Linked DNA regions of Homo sapiens: region 2 is linked to region 1. The links are chromatin loops, found by intact Hi-C in ENCODE. Cell type or tissue: Caco-2. All regions are shown on one strand. Links, peaks and the distances in the headings refer to the core of each region. The heading gives the core; the rest is flanking DNA. Region 1 overlaps IQCJ-SCHIP1 (IQCJ-SCHIP1 readthrough). Region 2 overlaps IQCJ-SCHIP1 (IQCJ-SCHIP1 readthrough).

What was found. A loop is a pair of places that touch in the nucleus more often than their neighbours do. Peaks named below come from ENCODE experiments on the same cell type or tissue, not always from the same donor. Only the 100,000 strongest peaks of a DNase experiment are listed, where the experiment ranks them.
Region 2: a loop joins it to region 1, with 2.5 times the contacts of the local background. A loop is called at or near these places in 5 of 110 quality-filtered maps.

Annotation. Positions count from the first base shown.
Region 1 is chr3:159,626,504-159,636,375 of GRCh38, forward strand. The region is part of intron 4 of IQCJ-SCHIP1 (IQCJ-SCHIP1 readthrough); the gene reads left to right. All of the region lies in intron 1 of SCHIP1 (schwannomin interacting protein 1), which reads left to right. Among named protein-coding and RNA genes, the nearest start is that of IQCJ-SCHIP1-AS1, 140 kb to the right of the region's middle. RefSeq lists an enhancer at 5,579-6,089. In Caco-2, for the core only: no CTCF peak of the experiment used is centred there; DNase peaks (open chromatin) are centred at 5,818 and 8,748.
Region 2 is chr3:159,795,147-159,803,146 of GRCh38, forward strand. The region is part of intron 4 of IQCJ-SCHIP1 (IQCJ-SCHIP1 readthrough); the gene reads left to right. All of the region lies in intron 2 of SCHIP1 (schwannomin interacting protein 1), which reads left to right. It overlaps LOC101928351 (a long non-coding RNA gene), which reads right to left. Exons shown (of 4, transcript XR_007096144.1): 3 at 7,116-7,359; 4 at 3,955-4,238. Among named protein-coding and RNA genes, the nearest start is that of IQCJ-SCHIP1-AS1, 31 kb to the left of the region's middle. In Caco-2, for the core only: no CTCF peak of the experiment used is centred there; a DNase peak (open chromatin) is centred at 4,065.

The DNA.
Region 1 (9,872 bases), core at 1,873-9,872:
CTCTCTATCAGTGGTCCAACAAGGGTCGTCTGGGGCATGAATGACCCATTATATTATATAATGTGATAGTAAACTCAAGAGGTTAAAAAATTTATCCACCAAACAAAGCTTAGCAAACATAACAGTTTGCCTGGTGTAGATAGTAGTTTGCTTTTTCACATTCAGGCCAGACTAACAAGACCATTCAGTTGTGAGAAGTATCCTTCTCATGTGAGGATTCTACAGGCTGTTGTGTGGTTTGTTGTCCCCTGATGCAGTCCCTGAAGAAGCTGGTCTCCTAGATTGCATTCCTGTCCTCCCTTTTGTACATGCATTGGGATTGGCAAGTGTCCTAGACAAAACAGTATTATATTGCCAGTCAGCTGCCATTTGACTGAGGCTTTTAAGTTCTGGGATACAAGTGCAGAATGTGCAGGTTTTTTACATAGCTATACATGTGCCATGGTGGTTTGCTGCAGCTATCAACCCATCATCTAGGTTTTAAACCCCACGTGCATTAGGTATTTGTTCTAATGCTCTCCCTCCCTTTGCCCCCACCCCGACGGGCCCCGGTGTGTGTTGTTCCACTCCCTGTGTCCATGTGTTCTCATTGTTCAACTCCCACTTATGCATGAGAACATGCACTGTTTGGTTTTCTGTTCCTGTGTTAGTTTGCTGAGAATGATGGTTTTCAGCTTCATCCATGTCCCCGCAAAGACTGTGGCATTTTTGTAATTATTAGTGAAATTATAGACCATGGACTTCTCCACGCCACTATGGTAGCAGAGAATCTTCTAAGTTATCCGTAAAAGATTTATTTAAATATTTTATTTTCTCTCAAACTGCATGGTGAGGCAAATATATTTTATCCACAGGAATGGCCCCAGGCAGAGAAAAGACAGGAAAACAACATTTACTTGGCACTGGCTGTCTGCCAGACACTATTCTCAGCAAATTACCTCATTTAATCCTCACCCTATGAGGGAAGTACTATTATAATTCCCATTTTACAGATACACAAATGAAGAATCAAAGATGTAAAATAATTGCCCAAGAGCTAGAAATTGGTTAGAAACTGGTTGAGCCAGGATTTGCACCTAAGTCTATCTGGCATATTCTTCCCAGTAAGTTGTGCTATGTTGCTTATCTGGGAGTTCATCGCCTAGTGAGATGGCCTAGCCAGGTTGAGCCTATGATGAAGAAAAATATTCATCTGAAGAACAACTTGATAGGCTGAATCAAATTATTTTTAAAATCTACTGGAGGGTTTCTGAGGCTGCCAGGACTTGGAGGCCAAGATCCCGAAGAGAAGAGAAATTTATTGAGGCAATGTCAATATTGTGTGCTTTGCAATGCTTGTAAAAGTGTTTGCTGACTCTTACGTGGTTTTGGACGGAAGGCAGCTGCTGAAAGGTAGATAAAACCCATAGAGCTTTCCATAACCTCATTTGGCTGGAGGAAAGGGTTGGGCTTACTAAAGCAGTCAGAACTTTGGGAACCAAGATCCTAAGAAATAAATTAATGCAGAAAAGTGAACCCATCATTTTAACCAAGTTTTCATCTCAGGACATTTGCTAATTCTTAAGTTTTGAAGAGCAAGAGGCTAAGAAGCCAAAGTAACTGAGGAGTGGAGTTTTTAGCAGTCTTGTAGAGCTGTGAGATCAAAGTTGGAGTTCAAGGCTCACCAAAGAGGAGAAGACCTCTAAGCACTCAGGGACTTACACTAGAGACCTACACTCAAGAAATGTAGGTGAACAGAAGAAGAAACAACTTACAAAGCTTGGAACGAGCTGTGAGGGTTAGGGTCGAATTGTGGAGGTTTGCTCCTGTCTGACAGAATATATTTGGGAAAATAGTTAACATCATCCAGAGCATCTTCAATACTTCATGCACAGTGTCTGACATTCATCTAAAGTTACCATGCATGCCAAGAACTAGGACCAAGAGAAGAAGAAAAACAGAAAATGGAAGCTGACGTACAAGTGATGCAGATATTGGATTTTTCAGACATACTTTAAAATAACTATGATTATTAGGTTCAAGAAAATGCAAAACAAGATATAGAATTTCACCAAAGACCTGGAATCTGTAAGAAAGAATTACACAAACATTCTAGAAATGGAAAAAAATACAAGAATTGAAAGTAAAAGATGTATGAGAACCCAAAGGTATACCTGTTTATTTAAACCCAGAATTTAGGAAAAGCCAACAATACATGTAGACACATAGCTATTAACAGGCATTTTCTATGTGTAAAACAAGGTCAATAAAACAATATAAAAAATAACAAAACACAAAATGACCTTTATAGCATGGCCATAAAATCTGAAATATTAAAGATATCAAAGCAGCACCTGATTATGTTTTAAAGATTTTTTATGTGTAAAAATTTACTAAAAATACAACATAAAATCATAAAAACATACAGTTGGTGGAGAATAGACAAAGCCCACTCTTTAAGAAAAATTGTCTCTATAAAATACACAAAAGATGAGGTAAAAAAAGTGAATCTTCCTTTATTTAGACATTATCCTAAAAATAATAGATGATAAACTCAAAAGAGTACATTCTATCAATTATACATGCTGAAAATACGGTAATGATAATGCATAATATATTCTGTATCTGTAACTCATCAAGTTACTTGAAGTTAAACAAAAACACACACACACACACACACAACTTGATTACATTATTCTCTTAAGAAGACATTGAGACCCCAGGAGGTCCAGGCTGCAGTGACCTGTGATCAAGCCACTGCACTCCACTCTGGGTAACAGAAAGAGACCCTGTCTAAAAAAAGAAAAAAGAAAAAGAAAAACAAAAACAAAACACTGAATTTTCTTTTTCTGGCTAAGTCTTCTCCATTTGCTTATTTCAGAAATTTGCTTTTCCAAAGATGAGTTCACCCTGTCCCATTTTGGTACAAAACCTTTCATTTTATCTTTGAGCTTCTGAATTAACACTTTATTCCTACCAAATCTTATTGTTCAGGGATCAGGCAGTTAGTTTAAAGGATGAATCATGCCTATCAACAGGCCTGGCAGTTGCAGTCAACAGCAAATTGTGATTTCCAGAATGAAAGTGACTTGTTGCAGGACAACACTTACCAGCATGTGACCTGGGGCAAGTCACAGCCTCCCTGAGCCTCTGCATCTGTAAAGTGGGCTCAATTCCACCTCCTTCACAAGGCTGTTGTAGAGATTAAACAAAATAGACCATGTGAAAGCCCTGGGCCTCATTTATGTTTATAAACAAATCCTGTATTTTTAAAAACAAATTTCCACATTTCCTTCACTCAACACACATTTATTAAATATCTGCTGTGTTCCAGAATCCTTGACAGGCACTGAGAATACAAAGACCAATAAGGCATGCACTCTGCAGTCAAGGACCTCACAGCCCAGGAGGGAGGACAGACAAGTAAATAAAGTATTGCAAGACACTATTATAAGTGGCGGAACAAAGCAGGAACTTATCAACTCTGTTCTAAAAGTCAGGGAAGGCTGGGATTATGAGGGGTAAGAAGGAAATAAGGCAGATGAAGGAAATTGGAAAGACAGTGGCAGCCAAAGAGAATGTACAAAGCCCCAGAAGCATGAAAGAGCATTACACATTTATGAAACTGTAAAGTTTCAATTTCCCCTTTACTAAAATATGAGATGCACATTGGGAATACATAAAATGAAGCAGAGACATAATCTTGATCACTGACCTTCAGGGGCTCAATCTGATGAAAGAAAAACACACATATGATTAATCTCAATGGTTATGCGGAAAATTAAGAAAAAATTCCACACTGTATGACCTCATCTACAGAATTTTTTTTAAAACTATGTAAAAAAGTGACTAGAAACAAAAGAGAAACAATCCAATTTTTAAATGGGCAAAGATGTTTATAGCAGCACAATTCACAATAGCAAAACTATGGAACCAGCCCAAATGCCCATCAACCAACGAGTATATGTGGATAAAGAAAATGTGGTATATATATATACACCATGGAATACTACTCAGCCATAAAAAGGAACTAAATAATGGCATTTGCAGCAACCTGGATGGAATTGGAGACCCTTATTCTAAATGAAGTAACTCAGGAATGGAAAACCAAACATCATACGTTCTCACTCGTAAGTGGAGCTAAGCTATGAGGACACAAACATTCTCGCTCATAAGTGGAGCTAAGCTATGAGGACACAAAGGTATAAGAATGATACATTGGACTTTGGGGACTACAGGAAAAGGGAGGGAGGTGAGGGATAAAAGACTACAAATTAGGTACGGTGTACACTGCTTGGGCGATGGGTGCACCAAAATCTCAGAAATCGCCACTAAAGAACTTATTCATGTAACCAAACACCACCTGTTCCCCAAAAGCCTATTGAAATAAAAGAAATTGGATAAAATCTTAAAAAATAATAGTGTTAAAATTAGATGTGGTATTCAAACCTCCTGATTTGGGTAGTGGTGCATTTTCACCCAAAGTTGAATTACAAGGAAAGTACCAAAAAAAAAGTTAAAACGTGGGCAAAGAATTTGAAAAGATATCTATCCAAAGAAAACATACAAAGGAGAAATAAGTACATGAAAAGGTGCTGAACATCATTAGTAATTAGGGAAATGCAAATAAAAACCACAGTAAGATACTACTTAACACATGCTAGGATGGCTATTACTAAAACTTAAAAAAAAAAACCCAGAAAATAACAAGTGTTGGCAACAATATGGAGATATCAAAACCCTCATGCATTGCAGCTGGGAATGTAAAATGGTGTGACTACTGTGGAAAACAGTTTGATGGTTTCTCAAAAATTTAAACATAGAATTACTATATGGACCCATAATTCCATTTCTAAGTATATACTCAAAAGAATTTAAAACAGGAACTCTAACAGACACTTGAAGACCAATGTTCATAGTGGCATGAGTCACAATAGCCAAAAGGTAGAAACAAGTGTTGACCAGCCAATGAACAAAGTAAATACATACAATAAAATATTATTCAAGGATAAAAAGGAATTAAGTTATGACACACGCTACCCTGTCAATAAACTTTGAAAATATTATGCTAAGTGAAATAAGGCAGAAACAAAAGGCCAACATTGTATGGTTCCACTAATAGGAGCTATTTTGTGTAGGCAAATCGACAGAGACAGAAATTAGAATAGAGGTTACCAGGGGCTGGAGGGAATGGGGAATAGGGAGTTATCGCTTAATAGTTACAGAATTTCTGGTTGAGATAATGAAACACTCTAGATAGTTGTGATGGTTATACAAGATTATGAATGTATTTCGTGCCACTGAATTTTACACTTAAACATGGTTAAAATAGTAAATTTTATATTTTACCACAAAAAAATTTTTTTAATAAGCAGTGGAAAAAAATGGAACATCTCTAAATATTAACAATGGTTTCTCTGTGTGATATGCACCCCCCACCTCATCTCTTACTTTCTCCACTTATTTGTATTCTTTTTTCCTTAATGAATATGTATTCTATGTTTTTAAAAACTCTAAATTTTACTTTTCAAAAAGAAAGAAAACAAAAAAAAATATGGTAAGATTTTTTAAATCTATGTTTTAGCTATGTATGAAGTCCCTTGGGAATGGAGAGGCCATCATCTAGATTGTACTAGGGCTGGCAACAACCTTGCAACCAGCTCGTTTGAGGACTAGAAAAATGTGGCTATGTGTCGTCTTGCCCTAGAAAACCTCTTGGAGGAGATGTAGCCTGAATCCGGATTATTGTGAGCCTTCTGCAAAGCTTTAGCTCTGCGCTGCAGCCCCATGTAGGCCAAGACGTCTACAGGCGCCAACTTCAAAGAGACACTTCTCCCTTGGAATGCAGCTGCCCAGCTGGCCTGAAGGACTCTGCAGAGATTAGAAGAGTCAGATAACAACTTTCCACTGAATAGGAGGTGGGATGCAAACATCAGCTAGTTTCTTCCTGGGACTCCCTCTCCCTCAGGGCGAGGCCTTTGGCTGTGTAGGACCAAACATCAGGCACCAAGGCTTTTCCCATTTTGGGGAAAGGAGGGAAGCTAATTTTGTTGTATTAGCAACTGGCTTCTGGACCTTGCTCTCCTTCCCTTTGTCAGAGAGAAAGCACAAATGATATTGTAGCCATGTATCTCAAACTTGGAACAAATAGTTTTAGAACTGGGCCCTGCCATGGAATTGGATCATCAAGCAAAGACCTAGAGCACTGCTAGTTTGCTCAGGGTTTTGTCTTGAGCTGGTCTGACTGAAGGGCAACTGAACTGCCAGGGGAGGACGGACTATGATGAGCTCCCAGGAAATCTGTCCCTGATGTTGATGATACTCAGGATATTTCAAAAGAAGATAGGTTTAAACCACAAGGTGGGGAGATGTGGACCCCTAGCTTGAAAGCTCCTTAACTGTTAAGGGGCACATGTGGGAGACTTCTAAATAAGGTGCTGAAGATGAAAGTTGCCTTTTCTTCTAGGGTTGTATCAGAAGGTTGACTCTAGATTTAGTTCAGTTATAGCCCCAGGGAATAAGCACCAACAGTGAAAACCTTCTCCTAGGTCTGAGAAAACTTATGGCCACACCCTTGAAAACTCAGACCACACCCTGAAATTCCACACCTTGGAATTTCATTCTTTTGCTTTTAAACTCTGCAGTCTCATAATTTCAGAATTGAACTAAGGGTTGGGACACAGATTTTTAACACAAAATCTTCATTTTCCCTGTGTTTTTCTCCTTTGAGATATCACACTTTCTACTGCAGGTATCTATATACATATAATAAACCTTGAATTTATTCTGTAAGGAAGCTCATCCCACAAGGGACAACAGAAAAGCCAGAGGGTGACATGTATTAAAGATGTAATATGTAAAAATGTGGCAGACCTGAAAAGCACACGTCTCCAAATTGAAAGGTACCACCAATGCCCGGCACAATAAATGGAGGTGGGAGAGAGAGAAAGGGCCCCACCCACAGGGCACACCATCTCAGTGAAATTGCAGAACATTGGGAGTAAAGAAAAAGTCCTAACAGCTTTCAGAGAAGAAAAGTAAATCACATACAAAATTCAAAAATTAAAATGACATCAGACTCTTCAATAGCAACACTGGAAGCATGAAAAGAATGGAGTAGTTCCCTGGGAATTCAGAGGGAAGTAATTTTAATATGAAATTTTCTACCAGACGTATCAAAACTCAAGTGCACAAGCAAGAAGAAATATATTTTTCCATATATATGGCTCAAGAAATATATATCCTATACACTCTTAATTAGGAAGTACATTGAGAATTCATTTTTAGCAAAACAAGAAAATAAACCAAAAAAAGAGTTTCCACTAAAGAAAGGTTAGAACAATCAGATATCTGATGTGATGAAATATTTGGAAAATATTAGTGATAGGCATTAGAGGGTTTTTTGAAATATTTGGAGTGGGGAAAATACATACATGGACCTACGCATAACAGTAAAAAAAGCAATAATTAACTCAAAAAAACCTGTAATCTTAGAACACTAGTCAACTTAGTAGTAATATTTAGCGACAAAAACAAAGACTGACTATAGATTTAACCAAAGATTGTGACATATGAAGGGATGGGATATGGGGAAGTTTGGAGGATTTGTTTTTCAAGGATTTTAGGGGGTAAATTAGAGAGCTTAGTAACAGAAAATAAAGAGATTATGTTTAAAATGTGTTACATAAGCAATAGTAATATTAAGATGCTAGTTAGAAATGCAGAGAGAGTGTATATTTTAAAAGAAAAAGTCATTAAGAGTTGCAATGGATTGCCTCTGGGAGGTAGAAATGAAGAATGGAAGAGGGTTAGTTTACTTTTAGTAATGTTTCATACCGTAAAAATAAGAAAAAAAGAAATAAACTATGTAAGTGTATTACTTTGGTTAACAAATATTTATTTTTAAACCAGTGTATCAGATTTCATCAAAATCTGTAAGAATTCAAGTTTTTCCAGCCAGAATAAACAAATAGGAAATGCTGAACAGTTAGAGGCCCACCTCTCAGTTTAGTCGTTGGTTTCACAAAGGCAAAGAAACCAAATTTATCTTCCTTTTGTTATGACTTCCACACTGATTTTGACAAATTTCCCTTAGTGCCTGTGCTCCACTGCAAATTACTTATTTTTCTGAGTCACTCTTGTCTAGACCACAAAAGCAGCCCCTGCACTGTGTGTGGCTGATGGGAATTGCAGGTTGTTCTCAGATTTGTTTGTACAGCACTTCTTCCCTTGCCCAAAGTATACATTATATGTGAATGAGGCTCGTCACAGCTCTGCATAATTACCGCATTTGGAGCCATTCTTCTCTTCAGAAGTTTTCCCCCCCTTTTCCTTTTGATTTCTTATATTTTGCAGCAACTGTCATCATTATTTTGATGCCATGGCTTAATAGCGCCTTCAAATGCAAATTTGACAACACAAGCTGAAAATCATGGGTGGCAAACAAAGCAACTAAACTTCCATGCCTGTGTTTTTTGAGAGCTCCACCTGATCTGTAAATGCACACGTTTTAGTAGCCAGCCCTGCTTACAACCTTCGTCTTTGTATTATAAGAAGAACCAGAATTTTCTGAAGATATTCTGCAAATCTAGGCTGTAAAATGGAGTTTCAATTCCTCTTACTCTGCTTTTTACAATTCTAACTTTGCAGATAGTTGAAATCCATCTGGAGGCTGTTTCCCAATGAACCTGTTCTCTTTGTATCATTTATCTATGAGTGATAAGTCAAATATTTCACAACCACAACTGCCCAGGCATTAGCCAAGCAAGCAGAGGAGCAGTCGGGCAGGAGCTCCTAGCCAGCACAAGCCTTCTACTTTTAGTTGCTGGACCATGGGAGAGGTGGTAGGGATGGGGGGTCTCTAGTCAGGGACTCGAGGGGCAACGATGGTGCTTGGGAGGCCAGAAGAGTAGCTGTACCTAATTGACATGGAAGTATTTTAGTGTTTTGACCACCCATAGAGCAGTATCTATGCATAGTGAAATACCATTCCTGTGGGATTCCCATCCTGCCTGTAATATAATTATAATATAGCTTCTTCTTCCTTCTGGTTTGTAAGTTTCTTGAGGGGATATTGAGACTCAGGTTCTTCTGTGTGACACCATGTTTCCTCTGGATGAGTATATGAATGAGAAAATGAATGATGAATGACAAATTATTTCTCCTCCTTTGTGAGTCTAGCTTCCTTACTCTCATTTGAAAACATTTAAATGTTTCAGCTTACTCTCATTTCAACATTTCAGCTTACTCTCATTTGAAAGCTTTTCATTTGAAAACATACCGAAACTTAGGTAAAGAAGGACATTTCATAATCACAAATGCAGTTCTTTGTGAGGACAAGAGATTTAGAAATAAACATTCAGGAATCAAACTATGCTCTTTTCTTGATAAAAGTTATCATTGTCTTAATAGATATTTGGGAGAAAGAGGAAAGTATACGCCTTGTACTTTGTTAGTTTTGTAGGCAGGTGTGGAATGCAATGGAAAAGATCTCATGCTAACCATTTTTCTTTTGAAAAAAAATGGAGATTTTATTGGCAGTGTTTTAATTTTGCAATATTTTATTATTTTATTTTATTATTTTGGAGACAGAGTCCTGCTCTGCTGCCCAGGCTGGAGTGCAGTGGCACAATCTCAGCTCACTGCAGCCTTTGCCTTTTGGGTTCAAGTGATTCTCCTGCCTAGCCCCCAGAGTAGCTGGGACAACAGGCATGTGCCACCATGCCCGGCTAATTTTTGTAGTTTTAGTAGAGACGGGGTTTCACCATGTTGGCCAGGCTGGTCTTGAACTCCTGGCCTGAAGTGATCCACCTGCCTCGGCCTCCCAAAGTGCTGGGATTACAGGCATGAGCCACCGCACCCAGCCTAATTTTGCAATATTTTACATTTAAATT
Region 2 (8,000 bases), core at 1-8,000, 170 kb after region 1:
TCTGCTCCAATTCTTCTGCTAAACACGGTCTGCTAAAGACTCTCCGTGACCTTAGAGCAGGATAGAACCAAACTTAGACATTTGGCAGCGCAACTAACCTTCCCTAGCCAGCCTATTTCCTAGTAGGGAAGATAGGTCTCCAGTGGTTAAGAATGTGGGCATGAGCCAGACTGCTTCAAGGCTAATCCCAGCTCTTCCACTCACTAGCTATGTGATCTTTGGAAATTTACTTAATCTCTCTGCCTCAGTTTCCTCACTAGTAATAGTACTTCCCAGGATAGTACCAACAGGTGAATGGGATAGGTACTTCTGTTGGCTCAATTTCCAGATGAGACTTACAGATGCTAAGTAACTTGCCCAAGACATCACGGCCAGTAAGGGGTCAGAGCTGGGACTGGAAACTATACCTCTGATACCCAGACAGGGGTTCCTGACATGCAAAGAGTCCCTGGACTGAGTAATAAATGTGGTAAAACTATGCTATAGACACAGTGGTGGTCCAAAGAAAGTGTTCACTTCATTTGGGTAGGTTAGAGGAGGAGAATCTTGAGCTGGGTCCTGAAAAATAATTAGAAATTTGCCAGGAGGATGTGGAAGGAGATATTCCAGGCAGAGGGAACAACGTGTGTAAAATTATGGAGACAAGGAAGAGCAGTTTGCTCTGGGGACCATATGGCCATGGAGTAGGATGTGTTGACGGAAGCCAATAGTAAGAGGGAGGCTGTGGAGCAATGTTTCTCCAGGGTTTTGCTGCATCAGATATATATTAGTAGCATTTGATGTGCAGATTCTGGGCCTCTCCCCAGGCATAATGAATCAAAATCACTGAGGTTAGAGTTTGGCAAACTGCATTTTAAAGGAAGCAAGCCATATGAATGTGTAAGAACTAAGATTAGGTGAACCACAGACAAGGATGGAGGCAAAAAGTAGATCATAGCAGGCCTTATGTATGCTAAGGTGCTTGGATTTGGGCAGAGCCACTGCAGGTCAGATAGATCACTGGACACAGTGTAGAAGATGGAATGAAAGAGGTTTGTTGGGGAGTGGTGTCTGATGGTGGTGAGAATGCATTCTAGTGGGGAGATACTAGTTTTAAGAAAAGGTACTCCCGAACTAAGACAAGTTGGGGGCAGTAGAAGAGAGAACAGCAGAAATACAAGCCATATAAAGCACGTTGAATCATCAGAAGCTAGGGGGAGAGGGAAGGGGGAAGCATTGAGGAATCGGAGGAGTGTTGGTTGTTGGGCTGGCACAAAGTGACTGCTTGGAACTCAGTGAGTCTTTGATGTGCTGCTTGCAAGGGAGACCTGCCAGGGAGGAGTGATCATGCACCCAGCCTTCCCAGATTTCCCAGAGGAAAGCAGCGATGTAAAATGTGAACATAGCGTGACTGGAGCAATGACATCTGCAGGTGACAGGGAGAAAGCCATCTGCTTAGCTACAGCCCCCCTCTCCTGACACTTTTTAGTTCATGATCATGATGGTAAAAAAATTTGGAGTTTTGATTTGGGGCATAAGATGCAATGCAAAGAATTGAGAACCATTGTCTTACAGCAAAGTACTGACCTATTAAATATTTGGGGGTGACAGAAAGACCTGACATTGACCATGGGGAAGTGAAGTAATAATCACCCTTGGAGAGTATCAAGGCAAAAGTCATGAAAGGGAGGTAAAACTAAAACCATATACTCTGTATGACAGGAAGGGAAATGACTGAAATTTTCTGGACAAGCACCACAGTGTCTTTCTTCCCGATGATGTCATTTGGTTAGAACAAGGACTTAACCAGCTACTGAATTATTACAGTTTTCCATGACTAACTGACTTTTTCTGTTATGTTTGGTCTTAAGCTTTCTGTTGCCCAGGAGATCCACATCTACATGTTCAACCTCAAACCCTTCACAATTATTTTTTACATAAAGGACTGTGTTTTTTGTTTGTTTTGTTTTGTAAAATCCTCTAGATTAATAGGAGGCAACAGTACCACTCATTTCTAAAGCATACTATTTATAAGTTGGTAAGGTTGTTGCATGCTTTTGAACTTGAATATTTATTTTGTCCCTCTTGGAAACAGTATCTAGCACATCACTGTAAAACTTGATTTTATTGAATGCCCTTTAGTTTCTCTTAGGTTAAAATGTGGAGCTTATACAGTCACTTGTAATTTCCTCAGTCTTACCTTCAGATTCTTCCTCTAAAGGATTTTTCTTTCTTCCTTTCCATTTTTACTTTAAAATGAATTAAGCATGATACCAACTTCATGCAGTTTCTTATTGTGAAGAACACATTGGTAAGATTGAAATGTTATTAGTCTAATTCTGTGCTATATTTTGAAATAAAATCTTCTGGAACAAATGTAAATCTAATGATTAGAAAATGTCACTTACATTTCTCAAAAAACAAACTTACAAGCAAGCAAATTTAAAGATCTTTTTTTTTTTTTTGAGACAGTGTCTTGCTCTGTTGCCCAGGCTGGAGTGCAGTGGCACGATCTTGGCTCACTGCAAGCTCTGCCTCCCAGGTTCACACCATTCCCCTGCCTCAGCCTCCCAAGTAGCTGGGACTACAGGTGCCTGCCACTACACTCAGCTAATTTTTTTGTATTTTTAGTAGAGATGGGGTAAGATCTTTAGTTTTTATTTGCAATTCTAGAATTAGGCAACACCTCATTCTATGGAACAGAATGAGTATTCCAATAAGCTGAGCAGAGGAAGTTGACTTTATAGAGAGGAAAGGGTGGAGGAAAGCAGGAAGAGGCAGCAGAAAATTGATTGTTTGTTTCAGTTACTTTCTTTGCAAAGGTTAAAGCAGAGGGGGCTTCCTTATGCCAGCTAAAACTGGCCTGTTTGGTAATTTGGCTGTTATGTTTCTCTGCTGGTTTCTTGAAAGGTCAGATGAACAACTTAGTTTCAACTTGGTGGCATGGAACTTCAGCATGAATAACTCTATTTTGGTTTTGGTCTGTTGGGTCTAATACAGGAGCTCAGTTCAAACCAATGGCCTCCTATAAATTTTATATAACAATTAGTATTACACAAACTGGAAAGCTGGCTTTGCGGAATAAGAGCAGGTTTTGGAAATAGCTGGACTGGATCTTAATCTTTTCTGTTTCTGCTAGCCATGTGACCTTGAGCAAATTACTTGACATCTCTGTGCCTTAATTTTGACATCTGTAAAATGGGAGTATTAATACTACTTAATTTCACAGGCTTTTTAGGAGGTTTAAATGGCAATGTGTGTACCTGGCTCAAAATTACTGTTAGTTATTTTTCCTTATCTTTTTCTTCTTCATTATCATGATTTACTTTGTTTTCATAACAGCCAAACAAGGCCAGGCGCAGTGGTTCACGCCCGTAATCCCAGCATTTTGGAAGGCAGAAGCGGGGGGATCACTTGAGGTCAGGAGTTCGAGACCAGCCTGGCCAACATGGTGAAACCCTGTCTCTACTAAAAATGCAAAAATTAGTTGGGCGTGGTGGTGCACACCTGTAATCCCAGCTACTCGGGAGCCTGAGGCACGAGAATCGCTTCAACCCAGGAGGCGGAGGTTGCAGTGAGCCGATATCATGCCATTGCACTCCAGACTAGGCAACAGAGTGAGACTCTGTCTCAAAAAACAAAAACAAAACAACAACAACAACAACCAAAAAAAACAGCCAAACAAGGCTTATTTTTCCAGAGGCTTGCTACAGTTTTCTATGCCTAGTTGGCTCTGAACACATTACTAAATCTGAGCTTTTAAATTAGAATAATCATGAGTTAAAACAAAGTGAATTTAAAATTCTTTCCTTATTTCTTGAACTTTTGCTTTTAATGATAGTTGCAAAGCTCCTGGAATTTTCCACCAAGTTATCTTCCACTTGGGGCCTCATGTATGCAAATGAGAGGAGTTGGGTAATGAAGAGGGAGAGGGAGACACTGAACAGGGCAATTATTTGACCTACATTCCTTTACTCTGGTGTTCAAGAGGCTTTATTCATATTTGTGTGTGCAGTCCTTTGTAACTGTTTGCAAATTTCGTCTCCTCAGACATTCTTTCTTCCTGAGGTAATAGATGTGCACACCACTGGGGCACTCAGACACAGGTATGCTGTCTTGGCTTCTCTGTTAGAAAGGAAAGGCTAAGGCCACTACGCAGCACAGTGAAAAGAAGCAGACTTCAGGGTCCCCAGACTTGCATTTGAATCTTAACCCTGGGCAAATTACTTCACCTCGCTGAGCATCAACTTCTCTCTCATCTGTGAAATAATGAAGTAGAGGATTACAAAGAGGATGGCACTGAACCTGGCACACAAAATATATGTTTATCCAATAAAAGTCTCCTTGCTGCCTTCTTGAGGAGTGCCAGGGATACGGGTGACCGGGGATACAGGTGTCTTGTCACAAGACGGACAAGCCTGCTGGCCAACTGACAGACAATCCAACAGGTTTAAGTGTGATAATAAGGGAATATGTGTAAGTGTGATAATAAGGGAATATGTGGTAGTGGTGAGAACGTATGGAAGACTTAAGCTGAGACCTGATGAGTGAGTTAGGAGCTTGCCATACAGTCTGGTGGGAGTGCAAGAGAGAGCCTGGCACACAGAAGTTTCGTAAGGCTGCCTAGGACAGGAGGGATGGGTTGGGGCCAGATTAAAAGGGCCTTCTCAGCCTCATTTTAAAATTTGGACTTTATCCTAAGAATAGTGAGAAACTTATTGCAGCATTTTAAGTGGAGAAGTGATGCAACAGATTTGGATTCTAGAAAGATAACTTAAGGTAGATATTAGATTTGAGGGGTAGCTACACCATTGCCTGGGGTCTAGTTCAGTTGGGACCCCCAGTTGAAGTCCTCCAGATGAGAGATGATGGAGGACTGATCTTGGAAGGCTTCCAGGAAGAAGAAAGTAGTGCTTTCATTCATTCACTTATTCCCCACATATTAATTGAGTATCTATTATGTGCCATGCACTAACTTCAAAGGGTATGGTAGTGAACAAAACAAAGCCCCTACCTCAGTGGAGCTACATTCAACATAAAACACAGATGAGTCTATGAGTAAATGAATGTAAACAAAACACAGATAACACTCTGATTTTATGACCAAGTTGATACCCACCTCCCTGAACCCACCTTTAGAAGGAGAAGTCGAGTGTAATTGAGCAGTTATTACTCAGGCCCACCTCTCCAATGCGCAGAGATCTCTGGGGATATCTCTTACCAGGATAATGTCACACCTGCTCCAGCAGCCCTTTTTGGGGCTGCCCCCTCCCTCACTAACAAGTACTAGAAGGGAACCAATTCAAAGCCAGGGTCGGAAACTCAGACACTTAAAGGGGCAGAATATTGTTATGAGCTTTATGGTACACAGATGGTATCTGGAGCAAGAACGTGAACTTTGCATCAAGACCATTGGGTCTGAGGAACAGTGACCTCAATAGTAATTGCTGCTCTGTGGCTGCATGACAGTGATTCTCCACATGGGGCCTTTACTGACTGGTGGCCCGTGAAGGTCCTAGTGACATAAGGAAAAGCTAACCATGCCAGATCTTTCTTTTGTTGTTAAGGGCCCATGACCTGCAGTTTCCCTAACATTCATTTTTATACAGGGCAGAGGTATGTGTGCGAGCTCAGATACCTTAAATTCATATGCCTTTAATACAATCCAGGCAGATTTCTAAATGAGGGATGCTTCCCCACAAATGGAGAGTGAAAGTGGGCCAGCCTAAAAGGACCTCCATAGCACTGTGCATGGCCAGCTGTTTGTGGCTGTACCAAAAATGCAGGTCATAGGATTTTTATGTGAAAATTTCTATATTTAAATGTTGGCAACTAAGTCTGTTTTTTTTTTTTTTTAATATGCAGTTTTTAATCATCTGTGGGCTGGATTCTTCCTTTATCTTTTCCAAGGCTGCCTTGTAAAAACGTCCACTGCTGGCATCTGCTTTTCTTCCTTTTCACTCCCCAGTCCTGGGTCCTTTAGTCTCTCATTATATCAAATACGAGTGACTCAAATTTAGCCAAAATTTTCTTGAATTTATGGAAAAGCTATATACAAAAGTAAGTTTCTGTATACAAGTATTTTATATCAGGAAGAATTTTCAGTTGGGGATGGTAACAGTTACTGTAAGTAAGATATGGTTATAAATGTTGTTTCTCTAAGGGGAGAAATTTCTGATGTCTAGTCAATTTACAAACCTGTGTTCTAGAACATAAACATTTGTTTGTAAGTAAAAGAAAGAAAGTACATGCAGATGCATTAAATCCATACTTACACCCAGTATATATGAGTACATAATATACTTTTCTTGGGAATTATCAGATACTTTTTCCTGAATCAAATGATGAAGACTATTTAAAGTAGAAAAGAGAGAAAACCAGTCTATTCTGCATGGACATTTTGTTATCACTTTTATGGTAAGCAGTTCCATAAGTGTGTGCCTCTGTTTTGGCATAATAAAATTTTACATTACTTCTTAAATTAAGTACAAGTTTTGAAAAGGAAAAAAAATTAACCTCCTGTTATAATCAAAATCTTTCACTTTCTAAAAATCAGAGTATCTTCTTTTAAAGGGAGTTATTTATTCAATAAAAATTCTATATTTCTATATACCTTACAATTTTTTAAAATTCTGGTACACACAGTATCCTTATAATCACTTTTTCTTTCTATTTATATCCTTAAAAACATCTGCACGAGGTAGGAAAAAAACTCAGATTTTAATGAAATCATAAAAACAAAAGAACTTGATGCAGCCCACAGCACCTGCTAACCATACAATGTGTTTACAGTTGTTATTGCTACAATTAATAATATCACTATTGTCATTATAAGTGTGATTGACAGTTGAAGAAACTAAGTCTTAAGGAAGTTAAGGCCACCATGGTTATAAAATTAGTCAATTTTAGAGACTAAACCTTATTAAATCACAGGTCTATGGACTTAAAATCCATAACCTTTCATTTATACCAATAAAAAACAAAAGAACAAAGAGGGCCTTTTGTTATTGTAACACCTTTATGTGCTGGGTGCATTGTCCATATTAGCTTATTTATTTATTTTTATTTTTTGGCAGGTACTGTATGAGGTTTCATTTTATAGATAAAGAAACTGAAAAAGAGGTTAAGTCACTTACCAAGGTCACATTGCAAGTAAATGGCAAAGCCAAAAAAATGCTCCTATGTCTGAATGCCAAGGCTCCTGATCTCCTGGAGTGCATTGTATCTAATTGATAGTTGCAAGTAACCAGTATTTTACTTTTAATTGATAGCAGACATTTAAGAGGTGTGTGTCACTTGCAACTAGAGCAAATTTTCTTCATTTCATAAAATTGCCAGCTACAGTAGAAGAAAGCAGTCATCTTCAATAGATAGGGTTTTCTGTAAAATAAACAAAAGGGTTTTGTGCCTGATTTTAAAAAAAAGAATTCTATTTCTTTCCATGTCTGAGAGGTGACCTTTCTGATGTTATACTGTGGGTGGAATTCATTCTGGAGGTTGTGAGTGGGATTTTGGGAGTATGATGGGAATGACTGATGAATCCATACTCCATTTGTAAGTGGCTTGTCGTGATGATGAATAGAGAAAACATAAACAGTGGATATAGCAAAGTATCAGTTTGGATTAGGTTTAGGTGTAAGTGACAGAAAATCTAAAATGCTAGGACTTCAGAAAGGATAGTAGCTTATTTCTCATGCATGTAAAAGAAGTGTGGAGGTCAGGAGTCTTAAGGCAGGTTCAAGATGACTGAAGGTTTTTTCTTTTTTCAATCCTGCTCATCCTCAATACATGGCTTTCTGCCTCATGGTCCAAGTTGGCTCCTTAAAGACCTGCTATTGTGTTGTAATTGACTGTAGGAAGGAGAAAGGGAAGAAGAAGAACACATCTCCTTTCCTTTAAGGACACTTCCCAGAAGTCACACGTGACACCTCTGCTTAAATTCAGTTAGCCGGAATTTAGTCACATGGTTGTGACCTCACACACATGCTGCAAGAGAGGCTGGAGAATGTATTCTTATCCTA